2 separate regions of the Homo sapiens genome follow, and region 1 is linked to region 2. A link is a contact called in ENCODE Hi-C or POLR2A ChIA-PET data. All regions are on one chromosome and are shown on one strand. Each heading gives the region's core, a stretch centred on a gene start or an enhancer-like site at or near the end of the contact. The rest is flanking DNA. Distances are from core to core; before and after follow the strand shown.

Region 1 (7,450 bases), core at 1-2,500, 180 kb before region 2:
AAAACAAAATACGTTTTCGTATTCTTAGAAATACATTGTTTCATTTGGCAAATCTTTATGTGTATTTTAACGTGTACATTTAGAAGTATGCAGTAATCAAAGGTGGCATTGGCAATTTAATATTCTGTTAGAAGACAGGACTTCCTTTTAGTTCTTTACAGAGAGGAAATAAAATAATCAAGAATGTCCTTTTCCAAGTTTCAGTAATTAGATTAAAATTTTTTTGAGTTGAGAAAGGATCAGACAAATGAATTCAGTTTTGTTTGTGTTAGAGTATGGGAAAATTGAAGAATTTTAGTGTCTTTTGAATGTTTGGCCTGTTCACATGATGAGGCTGTATTTCCCAGGCGTGGGAAGATGAGTGATTGTAGACTTTGATTCAGTATATGACCACACTTCTGAGAGCATGACACATTTCGAGAATAAATGATGCCTTTCATTGCCTTATGTAAAAAAAAATCTTCACGTTGGATAAGTCTTCTTCTAAAATGTTGCGTTTTCTCGGGAATCACAGGGTGTCTGTTATGGACTATGTTCCTGAAATTTAGTTCAAAGTAGTGGTTAAACTGTATACTAGTCAGATGGTTACTAGGATGTTTCAGTTTTCACAAAAGAAAGTCAAATGCCTTCTTTCCTTCCTTTTTGTGGTCAGACTGGTCTTGAAGTCTGCTAGCTCTTGCTCGCCACACGTTGTCCCGCCAGCTTCACTCTTGATGACAGCTCTCAGAGGGAGCAGAGTCCACATGGATGTGGTGTGTCCTGCCCTCCCTTGGCTCCCCCAGTAGTTGCTCTGCCTGACAAGTGCCCAGTAATTTGGCTGGACATGCAGAACATGACTTTTTAATTTTTTTCATCTGGAAAGAACATAAGCTATTTCCCCTGGGTTCTGCTGCTGTTAGTACTTGGACATTTGTTTTAGGATTTAAGTCTCTATTACCTTCCCACTGCTTCCACCGCTCCCCACTTTTTCCTTCTCAGGAGAGGAGTCTGGGGGCTTCTCTCTTTGCATGTCTTCCTGTCAAGTATTACCTATTATGATTCTGGTGAAGAGCGGACTGTCTTGCATCTAAAGGTAATGAAGACCATCTACTTCAGAAGTCTTGTTAAGTTCTGCGCTAAAACATTTATCTCCCATTTCTGTTATACCTGTAAAGGGGAGCAAAGAATTTGTGTCTTCAGAGAGAAGTCCACTATCCTAGTCCTTTCAGCCCCCTTGAGGTTTGGTGCAGGCCTGCCTGGGAGTTCCACAAATGGGAGTGTGCTCTAGGGCCCCCTGCCTGAACCAGTGGCCAGTGACTCCCTTTGGAGAGAATATCCCGGCAGAAGTTCTCGAGTCTCAGGACTTGCTGTAGGCGGTTTTATCTTGGTTTCAGCCATCACGAAATGTAGTTGATTGGATCAGTGACTGGGAATTTCAAGAACAGATTTTACAGGAGTGCTGTTTCCTTAGAGTTGTAAAGTTATTGACAGGGCCATTTCAACTTTGGTTAAACAGATTAAAGGTTGGCCGGGCGCAATGGCTCATGCCTGTAATCCCAGCACTTTGGGAGGCCGAGGTGGGTGGATCACGAGGTCAGGAGATCGAGACCATCCTGGCTAACACAGTGAAACCCTGTCTCTACTAAAAATACAAAAAATTAGCTGGGCGTAGTGGCGGGCACCTGTAGTCCCAGCTACTCAGGAGGCTGAGGCAGGAGAATCGCGTTAACCTGGAAGGCGGAGCTTGTAGTGAGCAGAGATCGCGCCACTGCACTTCAGCCTGGGTGACAGAGGGAGATTCCATCTCAAAAAAAAAAAAAAAAAAAAAAACAGATTAAAGGTCAAACTTGGGTAGTCACACTAACCTGAGCGTCTCCCCCACATAGGGAGTCTGTAAGTCCTTAATTTCATAAGAGACTTGAAGTAGAAGCTGTTTTCTCCTGATGTCCCCAACATATCCCTCCCTCCCTATCTTGATGAGGTGCTGGACCCCCAGGACTACTGCAGTGCTGTGGTGGGGGCCTTTCTGGTCCTCAGCCCAGCTTCTTCACGGCCGACTCTGTTGGGATGCATCATGCTGGAGATAACTATGTAGCCATTCCTTCCTAAATAGTCTTAGTCCTGTGGGATTGGAGAGGCCCTCTTTTCCCTTGGGGTCTCTAGGAATTAGGATTTCAGAACTTTTCCCTGTTTGCTATATCAGGTCAGCCATTGAGGATATTTCGGGTAATTCCCCTTGTTCAAGGCAGAATATTGTCATCTATAATGTTAATGGTTCTGAGAATTTGTATTCATACTTTCTGTATGCTTACATAAGTTTGTTTAAACATTTGAGCCTGATTGGTGTTGACAAATATTTGGTATTGACATATTTTTAAGTAAATATCTGCAGCTCTGTCATTTCTAGCCTTGTGATTTTGTGTAAGTTACTTAATCTCCCTAAGCTGTTAAAAAACCGAAGTGAAATTATTTATATGAAGAATTTATCAAAAATCTCGACGATTGTAATAGTAGGCATTCAAAACTGTTAGTCATCAGTGTGTTAAGCCTCTGGCCTGCCTGTCTTTACATACTGAGTAGAGTGAGTTGGAAGAATTGTTTTATTTGGGCTGAGGAATAACTGATGATTGGCAATATGATTATTATATCTTTTCTTCCCAACTTTGTATTTTGAAAATGTTCAAATCTACAGAAAAGTTGAAGGAATGGTACGATGAATCCTATATGTCTTTCACCTAAATTCACCAGCTGCTAACATTTGGCCACATTTGCTTGTCTGTCTTTGTATTACAATTTGTGTGTGTGTGACTGAACCCATTTGAAAGCAAGATACAAACATGGGCAGGTGCGATGGCTCACGCCTATAATCCCAGCACTTTGGGAGGCCAAGGTGCGCAGATTGTTTGAGGTCAGGAGTTCGAGACCAGCCTGGCCAACATGGTGAAAGCCTGTCTCTACTAAAAATACAAAAAATTAGCCGAGCATTGTGGTATGCGCCTGTAATCCCAGCTTCTTGGGAGGCTGAGGCATGAGAATAGCTTGAGCCTGGGAGGCGGAGGTTGCAGTGAGCTGAGATCACGCCACTGCACTCCAGCCTAGACGACAGAACGAGACTCCGTCTCAAAAAGTTACAAACATCATAACGCTTTTCAAAGAAATACTTTAGCACTCGTCTTCTAAGGACATTCTCCTACATAACTACAGCCGTTATCATTCTTAAGATAACTAACAGTCATTCCATAATATTGTTCCAAAATAGTACACATTCTGCTTTCCCCAGTTGTTACCAAAATGTTTTTATAGCTTTCTTTTTTTTTTAAACCTATCTAGGCTCTAATTAAGATTTACACCTTCTATTTAGTTATCTTTTATCAGTCTTATTTTTGTTGTTGTTTGTTTGTTTTTGAGGTGGAGTCTTGCTCTGTGGCCAGGGCTGGAGTGCAGTGGTGCGATCTCTCAGCTCACTTCAACCTCCGTCTCCCGGGTTCACGTGATTCTCCTGCCTCACCCTCCTGAGTAGTTGGGATTATAGGTGCCTGCCACTGCACCTGGCCTCCTTTCTTTATTTTTTATTTTATTTATTTATTTTTATTTTTGAGACAGAGTCTCACTCTGTCACCCAGGCTGGAGTGCAGTGGCATGATCTTGGCTCACTGCAACCGCTGCCTCCCGGGTTCAAGTGATTCTCCTGCCTCACCCTCCCGAGTAGTTGGGATTACAGGTGCCTGCCACTGCACCTGGCCTCTTTTGTTTATTTATTTATTTTTATTTTTGAGACAGCATCTCACTCTGTCACCCAGGCTGGAGTGCAGTCTCATGATCTCGGCTCACTGCAACTTCCGCCTCCCGGGTTCAAGTGATTCTCCTGCCTCAACCTCCCCAGTAGCTGGGACTACAGGTGCCTACTACCACGCCCGGCTAATTTTTGTATTTTTAGTAGAGATAGGGTTTCATCAAATTGGCCAGGCTGGTCTCAAACTCCTGACCTTGTGATCTGCCCGCCTTGGCCTCCCAAAGTGTTGGGATTACAGGCGTGAGCCACCGTGCCCGGCTGTTTTTAATTTTAAAATGTGTTTTGGTGGCTGGGTGCGATGGATCAGGCTGGTAATTTCAGCACTTTGAGAGGCCGAGGCAGGCGGATCACTTGAGGCCAGGAGTTCAAGACCAGCCTGGCCAACATGGTGAAACCCTATCTCTACTAAAAATACAAAAAAATTAACTGGGCATGGTGCTGCATACCTGAAATCTCAAGCTGAGGCACGAGAATTGCTTGAACCCAGGAGGCAGAGGTTGCAGTGAGCCAAGGTTCTGCCAGTGCACTCCAGCCTGGGTGAACACAGTATGACTCTGTCTCAAAAAAAAAAAAAAAAAATTGTTTTCGTGACACCTTTTTGAAGAGTCCAGGCTTATTGTCTAATATCATTATTTGCATCCTATAGACTAGATTGCATGTGTAAGCAGAATTGATAAGTGCTTCAGTTTCTTTAATTTTTTAATTGTAAATATGTTAAAAATCATTTTGATTCAAGGTAAAAGTGACATTCATTTTTCTTGTTCTTTGGTAAGTGTGGATTAAGTTGGTAACCAGAAGGAGTTACGGAGTGGTTCAGATGTCAGTGGAATGTGTGTGTGGGTAAATTTGGAACAAGCATCCACAGTGGTTTCTCAGACTCACACCCATCCGGAGGTAGTTATCTGGCTTAACATAGTGAGGATTTTATTTTAATATTTGGCCATGGTTTTATAAAGAAATGAACTTAACAATTGGAAAATTTAGTAAGACAAACTATATTTACATAATTTTCAAGAGATACTTTTGCTGTCAGATCCTTGGATGAAGACTAAACCTTAAATCTCTCAGGAATGCATCTTTTTCTTCTTCCCTCCCTCAACACTTTCCTATTGATTTAAAAAAAGAGCTTTAACTGCAGCTGAGACTAATACAGGATCCAGCTGTAGCTTTTTTGTTGTTGTTCATGTATCCGGTGATGGGCACAGCAAACTCATTGTATGAAAAGCCAATAAAGGAAAGGGCAGGGTGGGAAAAAAAATGACACTCCTCTAAAAGTATTCAAGAAATAGCAACAGGGTCTCGGAGTCTCCCTTTCAGATGACTGATTTAAATTCCATTCTAAAGTATTAATTTTGTTCGTGACTAGTCTAGAAGGCATTTTAATTTTCCCTTTTAATTATGTACACGCCACGTAACCAGAGAGTATATGTGAGGCTGACACATTATTTTCCTTGGAGGCAGAAAATAGTAAAGCATGAGAACCCAGAGAACTAAACGCTCCTCTTGTAAAATAGGGCAAAGATTCTTCAAAATACTGTTCATGTTCATGCTGGTATAGAGATAGCAAGGATCTGTGAAAGAAAGCCAGTTTCTCTTAAATTTGTTCAGTAGTACTCAAATTTATGCATTTACCATACAGCAAATAAATTCAGAATCAGTAGTTCAATCAAACTACATTCCACATTTGCCTATCTGTTTCAGTGTAATTTCTATAAAAGATTTGCATCTTCTGCTCTGTCTTAACAGGACCAGGTCCATATCACCATCCTGTAGCTGAAAATGAATTATGTTTTAAAGTGGTTTTTATGATCAATGTAATGATCATAAGACTAGTGATTTTCACATACTTATCTCAAGCATTTTGTTTTTCTTTTTTCACATTAAGGGGGTCAGATTTCTCATATTTCTTGTAATTGTAGCCAGACGTCCTGTTTGGGGACTATTAAATACCAATGGTGCCTGTGAAGAACTCATGCGATTCTGTGGTAACCATCTGAGTTATTCTTTGTAGATTTGATTTTATGGACAGGCCTCTTTGAAGTCCTGTACTCTATTTTTAGAAGCTCTTTTTTACGTTTCCGTGGTTCAGGGCATCAGTCATAAACATATTTATTATTCAGCACAAAAATGTTGTTCAGTGTCTTAAGGCTGTTTAAACTTTACGGAAATAATAAACCAGTGGCACTTCAGTGGATGTAATATATGAGCACTACTGAACAAATTTAAGGGCGGAGAATTTTGCGGTCCTTCACAGATTGCTGCTCTGTCTGCGCCGCCATGAACGGTATTTTGAAGAATCCTTTCCTATTTTACACTGAGAGGGTTCCGTCTCCATGCTTCTCACACGTTTTGATTTTCTGCCTCCCACTGAAAGAAACGCTTTTGTAGCCCTTCAAGAAACTTCCTACATGTCTCCCCTCCTTCTCTCCTGCCTCATTATTACTCCTTTAAAGAAAAAAAAAAAAAAGAATAGTCTGATAGCTTTCTTTTCAGATTTATTTTATTTTATTTATTTTTTTTGAGACGGTGTTTCGCTCTTGTTGCCCAGGCTGGAGTGCAATGGCGTGATCTCGGCTCACTGCAACCTCCGCCACCTGGATTCACGCGATTCTCCTGCTTCAACTTCTGAAGTAGCTGAGACTACAGGCGCCCGCCACCACGTCCAGCTAATTTTTCTATTTTTAGTGGAGATGGGGTTTTACCATGTTGGCCAGGCTGGTCTTGAACTCCTGACCTCAGTCCACCCGCCTTGGCCTCCCAAAGTGCTGGGATTACAGGCGTGAGCCACTGAGCCCGGCTCTTCTCAGATTTATGTATGATTGGTTTGCTGCTCTGTGTTGTAGCAGAGACCCTGTGCTCTGAAGTAATTTCTGATCCAGTGAAATATTACAGGAGCGAGGGACTGTGCACCTTCAGTGTATTTGGTAATAAAGCACCTATTCTCTTTTTAGAAATCACTATAATCCACATGCCATTATAGTCATCCTTTTAAATTACACAATTGAATGGCTTTTAGTATATTCATAAAGTTGTGCGACCATCAGCACTATCTAATTTTAGAACATTTTTATCACTTCAAAAAGAACCTGGGCCCCATTAGCTGTCATCCCCTCCTCTGCAACCCCTGGCAGTCATTCATTGACTTTTTGTTTCCATGGACATGTCACGTAAATGGAATCATAGAATATGTGGTCTTCTGTGTTTGGCATTTTTCACTCAGCAGGTTCATCCATGTTGTGGCATGAGTCATTTTCCCAGGTTCATCCGTGTTGCAGCTCGATTCAGTGTCAGTGTCTGTGCTTCTCCTGTGGGTGGAACTGAGACTTGGATTGGTTTTAGTGTTGGGAGTGGTCAGAGAGGTTTTGCTCACCTCTGTCACATGGTTGAATCTGTGGCTGTGTGCTATCTTGAAGGTTTTTAGGTTTGCTTGTGTTTTCTTCCTATTGAAAAGGTTGAAGTTTATTTTAACCCGTATTATTTGAAGGACCACATCAAATCCTTGCTATTGAAATCCTTTAGTTGATAATCTTATGAACAGTTGCATCTGGAGTAGAATCATGTTGTCTGTAGAAAGTTTTTACTCTCTCTGAAGACCAATAGTGGGTTCAAGAAACAGAATTCCCCAAGGGAGCCATACTGAAATCTGTTAACAGAAGCGTGAAGAGTCTACTTCTCGGG
Region 2 (6,707 bases), core at 3,325-5,824:
TCTCGGCTCACTGCAAGCTCCGCCTCCGGGGTTCACGCCATTCTCCGGCCTCACCCTCCCGAGTAGCTGGGACTACAGGCGCCTGCCACCACGCCCGGCTAATTTTTGTATTTTTTAGTAGAGACAGGGTTTCACCTTGTTAACCAGGAGGGTCTCAATCTCCTGACCTCGTGATCTGCCCACCTCGGCCTCCCAAAGTGCTGGGATTACAGGCGTGAGCCACTGCGCCCGGCCTACAATTTCCTTAACATCAGTTGAAGATGATAAAATATATACAACTACAGCTATATCCAAACACGTTATTAGTTACCTTATATGATTTCTGTAGCTATCTGTTTATTGATCCATCCAACTGAAGCAGTATCTTTTAACTCTCTGCTATATAGATAAGAAATGTTGGCTGGGCGCGGTGGCTCACACCTGCAATCCCAGCACTTTGGGAAGCCGAGGCAGGTGGATCATCTGAGGTCAGGAGTTCAAGACCAGCTTGGCCAACATGGTGAAACCCCATCTCTACTAAAAATTTAAAATTAGCCGGGCATGGTGGCACACGCCTGTAATCCCAGGTACTTGTGTGGCTGAGACAGGAGAATCACTTGAACCTGGGAGGCAGAGGCTGCAGTGAGCCGAGGTCGCACTATTGCACTCCAGCCTGGGCAAGACAGAGCAAGACTATGTCTAAAAAAAAATAAAAAAGAAAGAAAAAAGAAGAAAAAGTAATGTTGGCCGGGAGCGGTGGCTCACACCTGGAATCCCAGCAGTACTTTGGGAGGCCAGAGTGGGTGGATCACTTGAGGTCAGGAGTTCGAGACCAGCCTGACCAACGTGGTGAAATCCCGTCTCTACTAAAAATACAAAAATTATCTCGGCATGGTGGAGCACGTCTGTAATCCCAGCTACTTGAGAGGCTGAGGCAGGAGAATTGCATAAACCCAGGAGGCGGAGGTTGCAGTAGTGAGCCAAGATTGCGCCATTGCACCCCAGTCTGGGTGACAGAGCAAGACTCTGTCAAAAAAAAAAAAAGAAAATAAATGTTTATTTCTTTTTATTACTTCCAAACATGAATAGATAGACCATTAATTTTATACTATTATGGTTTACAGCACTTACCTTCTATTGAGTAACCATAATTAAGTATTCTTGAAATCCTGATGATTAAGAAAGGTAGCTAATTGGGGGTTTCCTTTGACATTAGTGACCTCTCTCCTAATTGACAGAACTGACTTGCAAGTCCATGTGGATATTGTGGGGAAGATCTCGAATTAGGGGGTTTGGTGATGAGGGTGGTAGGGAACAGAGTGGGCAAGCAATTTGTGCATAAACACACAGACACAGACACACACAGACATACACACAGGCAAGATACATATATAAAAGTAGATATACACACAGGTAAGATACATATATAGACGTAGATATACACAGACACACACCTACACTGCTTTAGAGAGTTTGTCTTTGCTTCATCATGAGGGAAAAGATACATGGTAGATATGACATAGGTGAAGAAGATGGGTAAGGGCCATCCATGCAGCCAGGCCAACAATGATTCAATCAGTCACTTAGATTTCTGTCCTTCTGGGTGACTCTCTGTCCCTGCTGCAGAGGCTGTGACCTCAAGAACAAGCCCCCCTCCCTAGCACTCCGTCATGAATGCTTAAGTAATGAATCTTACATCTTACTTTTCTGTCCATTCATCAGTGTGATCCCATAGACCACTGTGACAGCTCTTGAAAGCTGTCTCTTTACTTGTGAATTTTTTTTTTTTTTGAGACGGAGTCTCGCTCTGTCACCCAGGCTGGAGTGCAGTGGTGCGATCTCGGCTCACTGCAACCTCCGCCTCCCAGGTTCACACCATTCTCCTGCCTCAGCCTCCTGAGCAGCTGGGACTACAGGCGCCCACCACCACGCCCGGCTAATTTTTTGTATTTTTAGTAGAGAAGGGGTTTCACTGTGTTAGCCAGGATGGTCTCGAACTCATGACCTCAGGTGATCCACCCGCCTTGGCCTCCCAAAGTGCTGGGATTACAGGCATGAGCCACCACACCTGGCCATAACATTTCTTATCTATGTAACAGGGAGTTAAAAGATACTATTTTAATTGGATGAATCAACAAGCAGGTTCTTTTTGTTGTTGTGTTTTGTTTTGTTTTGTTTTGTTTTGAGACGTAGTTTTGCTCTTGTTGCCCCGGTTAGAGTGCAATGGCGCTATCTCAGCTCACTGCAACCTCCGCCTCCCTGTTTCAAGCAATTCTTCTGCCTCAGCCTCCTGAGTAGCTGGGATTACAGGCATGTGCCACCACGCTTGGCTAATTTTTTGTATTTTTAGTAGAGAAGGGGTTTCTCCACGTTGGTCAGCTGATCTGGAACTCCCGACCTCAGGTGATACGCCTGCCTCGGCCTCCCAAAGTGGTGGAATTACAGGCATGAGCCACCGCGCCCAGCCACAAACAGGTATTTATGGAAATTATAGGCCATAGGGAAGGAGTCTGTACTTTGCTGTTAGTGCGTTTGAAAGACTGACTCACTGCAAGGCTGATCTCCTGCTTCTACTCGTGCCTTCTTTTTTTTTTTTTGAGATGGAGTCTTGCCCTATTTCTCAGGCTGGAGTGCAGTGGCACGATCTCAGCTCACTGCAAGCTCTGCCTCCTGCGTTCCTGCCATTCTCCTGCCTCATCCTCCTGAATAGCAGGGACTACAGGCGTCCACCACCACACCAGGCTAATTTTTTGTATTTTTTTTTTTAGTAGAGACGGGGTTTCACTGTGTTAGCCAGGATGGTCTTGATCTCCTGACCTGGTGATCCGCCTGCCTCGGCCTCCCAAAGTGCTGGGATTACAGGTGTGAGCCACCGTGTCTGGCCTACTCCTGCCTTCTTTGTTCACTCTTGTCCTCTTTCTTTGAAACACACTAAGCTCATTTCTACCCCAGGGCCCTTGCACTTTCTTTCTGCATGGGTCCAGGAATCAAGTGTTAGAAATGAGAATGGCACCGCTTAGTATTACCCCTAGTGACCCACTGGCCAAATCTTTTTTTTTTTTTTTTTTTTTTTTGAGACGGAGTCTCACTCTGTTGCCCAGGCTGGAGTATAGTGGCACAGTCTCAGCTCACTGCAACCTCCGCCTTCCGGGTTCAAGCAATTCTCCTGCCTCAGCCTCCCTAGCAGCTGGGACTACAGGCGTGTGCCACCACGCCCAGCTAATTTTTGTATTTTTAGTAGAGATGGGGTTTCACCATGCTGGCCAGGCTGGTCTCAAACTCCTGACCTCAGGTGATCTGTCCGCCTTAGCCTCTCAAAGTGCTGGGATTACACTTTGAGCGTGAACCACTGCACACGGCTCACTAGTTAAATCTTTCCTTCCTGTTCCCATAACCTTATGCTCTGCTAGCCTAGAGGTCTTAGTTCCAAAGAGAGCAATGCCTCCACCAGGAGACATGCTATGGTTTGACTATTTGTCCCCTCCAAAACACAAGTTGAAATTTAATCCCCAATGTGGCAGTATTTAGAGGTGGGGCCTTTAAGAGTTGATAGAGTCATGGCCAGGTGCGGTGGCTCATGCCTGTAGTCCCAGCACTTTGGGAGGCTGAGGCAGGTGGATCACGAGGTCAGGAGATCGAGACCATCCTGGCTAACACGGTGAAACCCCATCTGTACTAAAAATACAAAAAATTAGCTGGGCGTAGTGATAGGCGCCTGTAGTCCCAGCTACTTGGGAGGCTGAGGCAGGAGAATGGCGTGAACCCTGGAGGCGGAGCTTGCAGTGAGCTGAGACCATGCCACTGTACTCCAGCCTGGGCGACAGAGCAAGACTCCGTCTCAAAAAAAAAAAAAAAAGAAGGTGATTCAGTCATGAGGGCTCTGCCCTTATGAATGAATTAATCTGTCCTTGGATTAATAAATTAATGGGTTAGGGCCGGGTGCAGTGACTTATGTCTGTAATCCCAGCACTTTGGAAGGCCAAGGTGGGCAGATCTCCCGAGGTTGGGAGTTCAGGAGGAGCCTGATCAACATGGAGAAACCCCGTCTCTACTAAAAATACAAAATTAGCCAGGCTTCGTGGCACATGCCTGTAATCCCAGCTACTTGGGAGGCTGAGGCAGGAGAATCACTTGAACTGGGGAGGCAGAGATTGCCGTCAGCCGAGATCGCGCCATTGCACTCCAGTCTGGGCAACAAGAGTGAAACTCCATCTTAAAATAATAATAATAATAATTAATTAATGGGTTAATGGATTAAGGAGTTATCATGGGAATGGGATTGGTGGCTATAAAGCTGTATAAATAAAAGGAGGAGAGGTGTGAGCTAGCATGCTGAGCCCCCTGGCCATGTGATGTCCTACACCACCTCGGGACTTTGCAGAGTCCTATCAGAAAGAAGGGCCTCACCAGATGCAGCCCTTTGACCTTGGACTTTTCAGCCCCCATAACTGCAAGAAATAATTTCTTTCTTTATAAATTACCCAGTTTCAGGTATTCTGTCATAAGCAACAGAAAATGGACTGACAACAGTGATTTCATTGAACTGACTTTTCAGTGCCACCTGGCCACTTTCAGTTCCTCTTGCCTCTGAATCAACAGGCAAAGAAAGACGTTACTGGGCTGACTTGGGTGATTAATCCTGACTACCAAAGAGAAATTGGACTGCTACTCCACAATGGAGCTAGGAAAGGGTATGTCTGAAATACAGGAGAGCGCTTAGGGTATCTCTTAGTATCAGAATGCCCTATGATTAGAGTCAATGGAAAACTGCAACAACCCAATCTTGGCAGGACTATGAATGGCCCAGGAAAGGAGGTTTGGTTCGCCACACCAGGTGACCCATGGCCAGCTGAGGTGTTTGTTGAGGAGAACGGGAATACGGAATGTGTGGTGGAAGAAGATGGTTATAAACACCAGCTACGACCCATCACCAGTTGCAGAACCGAGAGCTGCAATTGCCGTTGATGTTTCTTTTTGTTTTGTGATGGATGTGTGTGTGTGTGTGTGTGTATCACAAATGTCTTTGTTTTCATTCCCCACTTATCCTCTTATGTAACAAAAGATATATTGACTTTATATCATAGTATTTCAATATTGTTAACCTTATAGCATACTATTTAAGTTATGAGATACCAAGGAGAAGCATAAACATCACCCAAGAAACTTACATCCTCTTCTGGGAAAGAGATTAGTGCGGTTTTCATTGTATACGAGATAGTTGTATCACGTCAAGTGGATAGTTGTATCATGGTTGAAAAAGATGCATATAGTCTGGGTGCAGTGGCTCACACCTATAATCCCAGCACTTTGGGAGGCCAAGACAGGCGGATCACCTGAGGTCAGGAGTTCCAGAGCAGCCTGGCCAAAATGGTGAAACCCCGTTTCTACCAAAAATACAAAAATTATCTGGGCTTGGTGGTGCACAACTGTAGTTCCAGCTACTTGGGAGGCTGAAGCAGGAGAATCATTTGAGCCTGGGAGGTAGGCGCAGGTTGCAGTGAGCCGAGATTGCACCACTGCACTCCGGCCTGGCCAACAGAGCAAGACTCTGTCTCAAAAAACAAACAAACAAAATAAATAAATAAAAATTAAAAATGCGCATGGATGCTGTTGACAAGGGGTGAACTTGCCAAAGTTATTTTTTTTTTCTTTTGAGACAGAGTTTCACTCTTGTTGCCCAGGCTGGAGTGCAAAGGCATGATCTCGGCTCACCGCAACCTCCGCCTCCTGGGTTCAAGCGATTCTCCTGCCTCAGCCTCCCAAGTCGCTGGGATTACAGGCATGTGCCACCATGCCCAGCTAATTTTGTATTTTCAGTAGAGACGGGGTTTCTCCATGTTGGTCAGGCTGATCTCATACTCCCGACCTCAGGTGATTCGCCTGCCTTGGCCTCCCAAAGTGCTGGGATTACAGGTGTGAGCCACCACACCCGGCCTGTGATGGTTAGTTTTATGTGTCAACTTGGGTGGCCCACAATGCCCACATATTTGGTCAAAGATTATTCTGGGAGGGGCATGGTGGCTCATGCTTGTAATCCCAACACTTTGGGAGGCCTAGGTGGATGGATGGTTTAAGCCCAGGAGTTCAAGACGGGCCTGGGCCACATAGTGACACCCTGTCTCTATGAAAACTAAAAAAGTTAACTAGATGTGGGCCAGGCGCAGTGGCCACATTAACATTAAATTGGTGGACTTGATTTCTTTTTTCTTTTTCTTTTTCTTTCTTTTTGTTTTTTTTTTTTAGACGGAGTCTTGCTCTGTAGCCAGGCTAGAGTGCTGTGGCGTGATCTTGGCTCACTGCAACCTCTGACTCCCTGATTCAAGCGATTCTCCTGCCTCAGCCTCCTGAGTAGCTGGGATTACAGGCAAGTGCCACCATGCCTGGCTAATTTTTTTTTTTTTTTTTTTTGAGACGAGTCTCCCTCTGTCGCCCAGGCTAGAATGCAGTGGCGAGATCTCCACTCGCTGCAAGCTCCGCCTCCTGGGTTCACACCATTCTCCTGCCTCAGCCTCCCGAGTAGCTGGGACTACAGGCACCCGCCACCACGCCCGGCTAATTTTTTTGTGTTTTTAGTAGAGACGGGGTTTCACTGTGTTAGCCAGGATGGTCTCCATCTCCTGACGTTGTGATCCGCCCGCCTCGGCCTCCCAAACTGGTGGGATTACAGGCGTAAGCCACCACGCCTGGCCTAGCCCGACTAATTTTTGTATTTTCAGCAGAGACAGAGT

What was found. A loop is a pair of places that touch in the nucleus more often than their neighbours do. ChIA-PET counts read pairs that join two places held with the same protein, here RNA polymerase II (POLR2A). Pooled maps may share reads with other maps.
Region 1: a pooled map shows a loop between it and region 2 (2.1-fold over the local background). The contact joins two enhancer-like sites. A Hi-C loop is called at or near these places in 2 of 37 single-sample maps with no recorded cell type and 2 of 50 pooled maps. POLR2A ChIA-PET finds 5 or more read pairs at or near these places in 2 of 52 experiments (GM12878 and PC-9).

What each region holds. Positions count from the first base shown.
Region 1 is chr7:6,250,118-6,257,567 of GRCh38, reverse strand. All of the region lies in intron 1 of CYTH3 (cytohesin 3), which reads left to right. Among named protein-coding and RNA genes, the nearest start is that of CYTH3, 19 kb to the left of the region's middle. RefSeq lists enhancers at 883-932, 6,883-7,042. Within about 2 kb of position 1,250, at least 15 of the 41 ENCODE cell types and tissues checked have a DNase peak (open chromatin) inside an H3K27ac peak, as active enhancers do.
Region 2 is chr7:6,069,423-6,076,129 of GRCh38, reverse strand. No RefSeq gene overlaps it. Among named protein-coding and RNA genes, the nearest start is that of EIF2AK1, 14 kb to the right of the region's middle. Within about 2 kb of position 4,574, at least 2 of the 41 ENCODE cell types and tissues checked have a DNase peak (open chromatin) inside an H3K27ac peak, as active enhancers do.